2 separate regions of the Homo sapiens genome follow, and region 2 is linked to region 1. Evidence: read pairs that join two places in POLR2A ChIA-PET (ENCODE). Cell type or tissue: PC-9. All regions are shown on one strand. Each heading gives the region's core, and the rest is flanking DNA. Links, peaks and the distances in the headings are about the cores only.

Region 1 (4,949 bases), core at 1,235-3,734:
CTAACCCTCAGCGACAGCCGCTCCGCAGGTGCTCGCCGGCGTGGCGAGAGCGCTGCACGGCACACGGTCACCGTCGAGGGCGGCGACGGCCGGGGGTGCCCCCGCCCGGCCCAGGCCTCCCCGTGGTCCCTTACCCATTTCCCGCCGGGCTCCTGCTCCGGCCTCCCGCGGGCCCGCGCGCCCCACGGCCCCGCGCCCAGGCGCCGGCTGGGGGCGGCGAGAGCTGCGGGGCCTCGGCTGCGCGCGCGGGGGGCTGGGCCAGTCCGGCTCTGCGCGCTCGCAGGAGGGACTCGGTTTCCGGGAGCGCAGGCGGGCGGGCGGCGGCGCAGGGCGGGGAGGGGCGGGCTGAGGCCGGGCCGGGGTTGGGGGTGGCGGGGGCGAAGCTGTGGGACTGGTCTGACCGCTGTGGCGCCGGGCTGGGCCGCCGGGCAGGCCGGGTACCTCCTGCGCGCCCCGCACGGCGCCGTCGTCTGGCCTGTGCGCTACCGGGCCGCAGGCTCTGCAAAGCCCTCCGGTTATTTTTCCAGTACCTGAACCGGAAACTGAGGCCCGCCCCAGATACGCGTGAGCCTTGACAGGGACTGTCTGGAGTCCCTACAAACCCCTTGTTCATTTACCATTCACTGGGCACAAGAAAAAGTTGCATTATTTGATTTCCAAATTTCACCTGTCTGTAACTGTTGGCTTACGGTGAACATTCACTAGTTGGTTTGGGGATTGGTGGCACAGAAGCAAATAGCTGTGATTTTACACTCAATCTATTTTAGCAAACATAAGCTCAGAACAGGTTGTCATTGGCGAGACGCTATTATTTTTCAATATCACCCTTGATGGCACTATCTGGTTTCTATTTCTGTAACTATGTAAGGCACCGTATAATGACATTTTGAGTTAAATGATTCCATATTTCCTGTATATTGTGAATAAAAGTTCTCCAGAAGGAATCTTCCAGTAAGCAGTTTGTAAACTGGAGAGGCACAACCTTTATTGTAAAACAAAGGTGCCCTTCCAAAGAACAAAGGGAAGGCTCGGGTTTCATAGCAAATGGTCCCACACAGGTTTCCTGTGCAAATGAAGGTTTGAAATTTGCTTAGTTCTGATTGCTTTACAAGGCCAACTTCTGATCGATCAATACATCTGAGTCCTGACTGGGTGATACAGCTGAGCCCTGATTGGCCAAGGCAGGTGAGCTCTGATTGGTTGGTTCAGGTGAGCTCTGAAAATCCCAGAAACAAGAAGGTGCTGGTTTCCAGAGAGCTCAGCATATGTGACCTTTAGTCAGCAAGTGACCACTTGGCTCTATTTTGAATTTAGACCAATACAGTCCAGTTATTTGACATGTAAAAACGGAAAAATAAAATAAAATAAAACAGATTTAGGCCGAGTTAGCCACTCAGGATCCATCTTGAAGAATTGGCTCTTGAAAGTTCACATTTATTCACAATATCTAGTGAACATTTTAGCTCCCCTAGGAATTGGCAACCTAGAGAGGTCCATTTCTTGATTTGATGCTGCTAAAATGAAGCTGACCAGGCTCTCTACAAGCAGCAACAACCATGATAACACCTAATATTTATTGAGTGCTAGGCAATAAGCTGTCCTAAAACATTTAATCCTCACGGCAACCCTATGAGTTAGGAAGCTTTACACCTCATGAGGAAACTGAGGCACAGAGAGGCTGAGTAACCTGATCAAGGACGCACGGACAGGCAATCAGGCAAGACCCAAAGACCATGCTCTAAATCAGCAGTCTGCAACCTTTTTGGCACCAGGGAGGGACTGGTTTCTGTGGAAGGCAATTCTTCCACAGATAGGGGAGGTGGGAGTGGATGGTGTTTCAGGATGATTCAAGCACCTTACATTTATTGTGTGCACTTTATTTCTGTTATTATTACATTGTAATATATAATGAAATGATTTTATAACTCACCATAATGTAGAATCAGTGGGAGCACTAAGCTTGTTTTCCTGAAACTAGACAATCCCATCTAGGGGTGATAGGAGACGGCGACACATCATCAAGCACTAGATTCTCATAAGGAATGCACAACATAGATCCTTCGCACACACAGTTCACGATAGTGTTTGCACTCCCATGAGAATCTAATGCCGCAGCTGATCTGACAGGAGGTGGAGCTCAGGTGGTAATACAAGCAATGGGGAGTGCCTGTAAATGCAGATGAAGCTTTGCTCTCAATCCCCCACCCCCAACATGGTCCTAACAGGCCATGAACAGGGGATTGGGGACCCTTGCTCTAAATCAATGTGCAACACTACTGCTTAATCTTTTTAGATGGGGATCTGATGCTAGGTTTAATAATCCTATAACTTATTAGTTCATTTCTTCACTCTACAAATATTCACTTCAGTATTCACCTACTGTATATATGCCAAGCACTGGTTAAAACAATGAACTGAAAACTCCAAGAGCTTGCAGCTAGCAGGGAATATAAGCAGTAGTGTGAGGTACACTTGTAAATTGTAAACTTGGGAGGCTGAGTGGGATGTCTTTGAGGGGGGAAATCCTGAAGGAGGGAGCCACAAAGAACAGAAGCCCAACAACTACATGCAAACTCCTTTAAACTCTTGGCAGATTCCTGAATGAACAATGCAAGGAGGAAGAATCTAGATAACCTGAAGGAGATCAATAGTGAGCAGAGATCTGAGCAGTTAGTTACCGTCTCTGGGAAAGTTCCACCATCTGAGAGGGACTTGGTTCTATTGTGCTTTCCACTGAAACCCTAGAATGACCACCCCTTAGCAGGAAAGACTGCATCCCAGCATTAAGGGATATACCCTAGAATTAGGGACAAAACCAAAAGAAATTCATCCAAACAAAGCACAAAACCAAATCTCCACAAAACCAAGGTGAGTTTTCAATAATTTAACTTACTGTTAGAACAAAACTTGACACTCTTCAAAGGAAAATAGAATGCAGAGCATCTACAATGTATCATTCACAATGTTCATCATATGACAAAAAATTATTAGACATTCAAAAAAGCAGGAAAATGTGAGCCATAGTCAAGAGAAAAAAATCAATCGAAATAGACCCACAGGTGACCAAGATATTGGGATCAAAAGACAAGGAATTAAAAAGAAAAACTATGATAAATATGGTTAAAAAACACTTTCAGCAAAATATAGATATAACGGGTAAAGAAACCAGGCATTTCAGCAGAAATATAACCATTTTTTAAATAAAGTGCCAAAAGGAATATAAATAAATCCACATCAATGAAGGCGATATCTGTATCTTTATTACCCCAGAATGAAGAGACATCCCAACTTTTGCCCTCCAGGGGGAAGCCTGGGCAGGTTTGCCAACAGCCCCTGTGTAAGTTCAGGGCCTCCTAATATTAGGGTCCCTTTTTTTTTTTTTTTTTTTTAAGACGGAGTCTCGCTCTGTCACCCAGGCTGGAGTGCAGTGGCACCATCTCGGCTCACTGCAACCTCTGCCTCCCAGGTTCAAGTGATTCCCTTGCCTCAGCCTCCCAAGTAGCTACGATTACAGGTGCACGCCACCATGCCTGGCTAATTTTTTGTATTTTTAGTAGAGACGGGGTTTCACCGTGTTAGCCAGGATGGTCTCAATCTCCTGACCTCGTGATCCGCCCGCCTCGGCCTCCCAAAGTGCTGGGATGACAGGCGTGAGCCGCCGCGCCCGACCAGGGTCCCTTTTCGTAATGTGCTTCACTATGTGTTCAGGTAACATATGGAGCTCATCACAAGTCCCTGTAGAAAGTGGGGCTCAAGGCCGGGCGTGGTGGCGGGCGCCTGTAATCCCAGCTACTCTGGAGGCTGAGGCAGGAGAATTGTTTGAACCCGGGAAGTGGAGCTTGCATTGAGCCGAGATCGCGCCTTTGCACTCCAGCCTGGGCGACACAGCGAGACTCTGTCTCAAAAAAAAAAGAAAAAAAAAAGTGGGGCTCAAGGAGTCTGTGTATTACTGCTGCTGTGAGTAATAAATTGTCTTCCACCATCTTCTATTAGAATCTATGAAATTGTGATGGGTTATCTAGTTAGCTTGCAAGCAGAATAAAAACTCAGACCCTTTCACAGTTACTGACTTAACAGAGATAAAGATAAAACTCTTAAAAGCAACCAAATAAAAAAATGTACATTGCATACAGGAATGACGGATAATTTTTCATCAGAAACCATGTAGGCCAGAGGACAAAATGTTGTTTTGTTTGTTTGTTTGTTTGAGATGGAGTCTTGCTCTGTCTCCCAGGCTGGAGTGCAGTGGTGCAAGCTCGGCTCACTACAACCTCTGCCTCCCAGGTTCAAGTGATTACCTTGCCTCAGCCTCCCAAGTAGCTACGATTACAGGTGCACGCCACCATGCCTGGCTAATTTTCATATTTTTGATAGAGACAGGGTTTCGCCATGCTGTTAGGCTGCTCTCGGACTCCTGGCCTCAAGTGATCCCCCGGCCTCGGCCTCCCAAAGTGCTGGGATTACAGGCGTAAGCCACCAGGCCGAGCCAGAATGGAATATCATCTTTAAAGTGCTAAAAGGAAAAAAGCTAGCAACTTACAGTGACTTTATCCCCTAAAAAATTTGTAAATAGGAAGTAAGACATCTTCAAATAAATAAAATCCGACAGTATTATATGAAAAGTAAATAAATTATTCAAGATAAAGGGAATGATATTAAATAAAAATTATAATCTACAGTGAAGCAATGAAGAGCAGTGGGAATGATAAATATATGGATAAATATAAAATACTTTTTCACGTTTGTATTAAGTTATTTAAAAGTTCATTGACTAAAGCAAAAATAGTAAGATTTTGGGAGATTTGTGGCATTTATAGAAGCAAGATGTATAACAAGAAAAGCACAAAGCACAGAAGGGGAAGAAAAATGGAAGTACATTGTAAGATTTTTATGTTGTGTATGATATTTTATAATATTAATTCAGACTAAAATCCAGTAGAAGATATAAA
Region 2 (4,949 bases), core at 1,428-3,927, 370 kb after region 1:
CATATCCAGTCACCCACCAACATAGATCATCTCACCTTGCATATCTGATTTTGTGGATCATGGGGAAAAACTGCTGATTCCTAGCAAAACCCATGGCATAGGATAAGTGCACAATAATTTTTTTTTCCTAAATGATTTAGATGACAGTGACTCATTAAGGGTTTCCTGAGGCCTCCTCAGAGTCGAGAGGTGGGTGCCTGAAGCCACCCAAAGTCCCTGTCACAGGATGGCTCCCAACGCACACACCACAGGCCTGCCCAGTATGTTCCACTATCTACCCAGTAGAGCCCTGCCCAGTACGTTCCACTGTCCCTTCCCTAGAAGAGGTGACTGTTGTTCACAGTCCCAGAAAAGCGGGCTCCCCAAAACAATGCAAGGACCCACCTCTCTCTGAACCTCACCCACCCTAGTTTTCCTTTAAAAATCAATTTACAAGAAGATCATGTGAAGGAAAAGGTTGGGTGATATTCTAACCCAAGTTAGCTGTTTCTCAACCAAGTTCTCTTTGAAAAATTCAACAACCACCTTTGGGGAATTATTTACAACAGAGGAGTGAGGATGGGACCAGGATAGGTATTGCCTATGTTGGTGGAACCAGGGTTTTTTTCCTGGATTACCAAAGAGATGGTATGCATTGCTCCCAGAAGCTAAATATCTTCAGGCTTTCAATGGTGGCCTTCACCTGAAAATGTTATCCCTGTTGAAGCTTTCAAGCCAGTATTTTCATAAGAACTATATTTTCTTTGGTGAACTGAGGCATTATAATGATGACTATACAGGTTCTTGAGTGACTGAAGCCATCATTAGCATTGTCATTATTTTTGTTTAGTTGCATCTCCATAGCAGCTCACATTCACAATGTGCTTTGCAATTGTTCCTTAGCAATAGCCCTCACAAGATTCTCAGGAGGAGAGGGTTAATCAGGATTAACATTTCTGTGTTGCCTAAAGAGGAACCAAGGTAAGCAGAAATGTAGCCAGTTGGCTGGCATCACTGTTGCTTCAGGATTCATCCTTAGACACCCAAGCTTCTACCCTAGTCTGGTGCTACACTTACATTGCTTACATCCAAGTGTGGTTATTTCTGTGGCTCCTGTTATAACTATTATAGCACCAGGTCTATGACCAGGAGAATTAGACTGGCATTAAATCAGAATAAGAGATTTTGCACCTGCAATAGACCTTATGACACCTAACCAACCCCATTATTTACAATTAAACAGGAACAGAGGGAATACTTTATCCAACTCACACAAGCTGCTTTCCTCCCAGATCCATGCTTTTTTGCGTTTATTATTTTTTAGAGATGGGGGCTTCACTATGTTGCCCACACTGGACTAAAACTCTGGGCCTCAAGTGATTGTCCTGCCTCAGCCTCCTGAATAGCTGGGACTACAGGGGCATGCCATCACACCTAGTTCATTTCCTCTATTTAAAATATACATGGCTTAAACTCCAACTGGGAACCCAAAACATTCATTTGCTAAGAGTCTGGTGTTCTACCACCTGAACTAGGCTGGCCACAGGAATTATAAAAGCTGAGAAATTCTTTAATAATAGTAACCAGGCAACACCATTGAAGGCTCATATGTAAAAATCCATGCCTTCCTTTCTCCCAATCTCCATTCCCAAACTTAGCCACTGGCTTCTGGCTGAGGCCTTACGCATACCTCCCGGGGCTTGCACACACCTTCTTCTACAGAAGACACACCTTGGGCATATCCTACAGAAGACCAGGCTTCTCTCTGGTCCTTGGTAGAGGGCTACTTTACTGTAACAGGGCCAGGGTGGAGAGTTCTCTCCTGAAGCTCCATCCCCTCTATAGGAAATGTGTTGACAATATTCAGAAGAGTAAGAGGATCAAGACTTCTTTGTGCTCAAATACCACTGTTCTCTTCTCTACCCTGCCCTAACCAGGAGCTTGTCACCCCAAACTCTGAGGTGATTTATGCCTTAATCAAGCAAACTTCCCTCTTCAGAAAAGATGGCTCATTTTCCCTCAAAAGTTGCCAGGAGCTGCCAAGTATTCTGCCAATTCACCCTGGAGCACAATCAACAAATTCAGCCAGAACACAACTACAGCTACTATTAGAACTATTATTATTAATAAATTCCTCTCCAAATCTAGCCCCTTGACTTCGGATTTCACGATTTCTCCCTTCCTCCTAGAAACTTGATAAGTTTCCCGCGCTTCCCTTTTTCTAAGACTACATGTTTGTCATCTTATAAAGCAAAGGGGTGAATAAATGAACCAAATCAATAACTTCTGGAATATCTGCAAACAACAATAATATCAGCTATGCCATCTTTCACTATTTTAGCCAGTATCGAGTTGAATGAACATAGAAAAATACAAAACTGAATTCTTCCCTGTAAATTCCCCGTTTTGACGACGCACTTGTAGCCACGTAGCCACGCCTACTTAAGACAATTACAAAAGGCGAAGAAGACTGACTCAGGCTTAAGCTGCCAGCCAGAGAGGGAGTCATTTCATTGGCGTTTGAGTCAGCAAAGGTATTGTCCTCACATCTCTGGCTATTAAAGTATTTTCTGTTGTTGTTTTTCTCTTTGGCTGTTTTCTCTCACATTGCCTTCTCTAAAGCTACAGCCTCTCCTTTCTTTTCTTGTCCCTCCCTGGTTTGGTATGTGACCTAGAATTACAGTCAGATTTCAGAAAATGATTCTCTCATTTTGCTGATAAGGACTGATTCGTTATACTGAGGGACAGCAGAACTAGTTTCCTATGAGGGCATGGGTGAATACAACTGAGGCTTCTCATGGGAGGGAATCTCTACTATCCAAAATTATTAGGAGAAAATTGAAAATTTCCAACTCTGTCTCTCTCTTACCTCTGTGTAAGGCAAATACCTTATTCTTGTGGTGTTTTTGTAACCTCTTCAAACTTTCATTGATTGAATGCCTGTTCTGGCAATACATTAGGTTGGGCACATAAGGAATACCAACATAAATAAAACATTCTAAAAGAAGTTTACGATCTAATAAAGGAGACAGGTACATAGCAAACTAATTCAAAGGAGCTAGAAGATGGAGAAAATGCTGAATGTGGACTAAGTCATTCAACAAAGTTTTCAGGAAGCACAAAGAGGAGGGGCTCCCCTCACAGATATCTGGATTAGAGGCTGGCTGAGCTGATGGTGGCTGGTGTTCTCTGTTGCAGAAGTCAAGATGGCCAAAGTTCCAGACATGTTTGAAGACCTGAAGAACTGTTACAGGTAAGGAATAAGATTTATCTCTTGTGATTTAATGAGGGTTTCAAGGCTCACCAGAATCCAGCTAGGCATAACAGTGGCCAGCATGGGGGCAGGCCGGCAGAGGTTGTAGAGATGTGTACTAGTCCTGAAGTCAGAGCAGGTTCAGAGAAGACCCAGAAAAACTAAGCATTCAGCATGTTAAACTGAGATTACATTGGCAGGGAGACCGCCATTTTAGAAAAATTATTTTTGAGGTCTGCTGAGCCCTACATGAATATCAGCATCAACTTAGACACAGCCTCTGTTGAGATCACATGCCCTGATATAAGAATGGGTTTTACTGGTCCATTCTCAGGAAAACTTGATCTCATTCAGGAACAGGAAATGGCTCCACAGCAAGCTGGGCATGTGAACTCACATATGCAGGCAAATCTCACTCAGATGTAGAAGAAAGGTAAATGAACACAAAGATAAAATTACGGAACATATTAAACTAACATGATGTTTCCATTATCTGTAGTAAATACTAACACAAACTAGGCTGTCAAAATTTTGCCTGGATATTTTACTAAGTATAAATTATGAAATCTGTTTTAGTGAATACATGAAAGTAATGTGTAACATATAATCTATTTGGTTAAAATAAAAAGGAAGTGCTTCAAAACCTTTCTTTTCTCTAAAGGAGCTTAACATTCTTCCCTGAACTTCAATTAAAGCTCTTCAATTTGTTAGCCAAGTCCAATTTTTACAGATAAAGCACAGGTAAAGCTCAAAGCCTGTCTTGATGACTACTAATTCCAGATTAGTAAGATATGAATTACTCTACCTATGTGTATGTGTAGAAGTCCTTAAATTTCAAAGATGACAGTAATGGCCATGTGTATGTGTGTGACCCACAACTATCATGGTCATTAAAGTACATTGGCCAGAGACCACACTGAAATAACAACAATTACATTCTCATCATCTTATTTTGACAGTGAAAATGAAGAAGACAGTTCCTCCATTGATCATCTGTCTCTGAATCAGGTAAGCAAATGACTGTAATTCTCATGGGACTGCTATTCTTACACAGTGGTTTCTTCATCCAAAGAGAACAGCAATGACTTGAATCTTCAATACTTTTGTTTTACCCTCACTAGAGGTCCAGAGACCTGTCTTTCATTATAAGTGAGACCAGCTGCCTCTCTAAACTAATAGTTGATGTGCATTGGCTTCTCCCAGAACAGAGCAGAACCATCCCAAATCCCTGAGAACTGGAGTCTCCTGGGGCAGGCTTCATCAGGATGTTAGTTATGCCATCCTGAGAAAGGCCCCGCAGGCCGCTTCACCAGGTGTCTGTCTCCTAACGTGATGTGTTGTGGTTGTCTTCTCTGACACCAGCATCAGAGGTTAGAGAAAGTCTCCAAACATGAAGCTGAGAGAGAGGAAGCAAGCCAGTTGAAAGTGAGAAGTCTACAGCCACTCATCAATCTGTGTTATTGTGTTTGGAGACCACAAATAGACACTATAAGTACTGCCTAGTATGTCTTCAGTACTGGCTTTAAAAGCTGTCCCCAAAGGAGTATTTCTAAAATATTTTGAGCATTGTTAAGCAGATTTTTAACCTCCTGAGAGGGAACTAATTGGAAAGCTACCACTCACTACAATCATTGTTAACCTATTTAGTTACAACATCTCATTTTTGAGCATGCAAATAAATGAAAAAGTCTTCCTAAAAAAATCATCTTTTTATCCT

Evidence for each region. ChIA-PET counts read pairs that join two places held together with the same protein. Peaks named below come from ENCODE experiments on the same cell type or tissue, not always from the same donor. Only the 100,000 strongest peaks of a DNase experiment are listed, where the experiment ranks them.
Region 2: POLR2A ChIA-PET joins it to region 1 with 6 read pairs; 1 of 35 experiments calls an interaction of 5 or more read pairs at or near these places.

The regions. Positions count from the first base shown.
Region 1 is chr2:113,152,721-113,157,669 of GRCh38, reverse strand. No RefSeq gene overlaps it. Among named protein-coding and RNA genes, the nearest start is that of PSD4, 19 kb to the left of the region's middle. RefSeq lists a silencer at 79-608. In PC-9, for the core only: no CTCF peak of the experiment used is centred there; no DNase peak of the experiment used is centred there.
Region 2 is chr2:112,782,007-112,786,955 of GRCh38, reverse strand. It overlaps IL1A (interleukin 1 alpha), which reads left to right and starts at 2,463. Exons shown (of 7, transcript NM_000575.5): 1 at 2,463-2,513; 2 at 3,178-3,232; 3 at 4,192-4,240. The coding sequence starts at 3,186. In PC-9, for the core only: no CTCF peak of the experiment used is centred there; a DNase peak (open chromatin) is centred at 2,475; H3K4me3 peaks cover 1,057 bases; H3K27ac peaks cover 1,766 bases.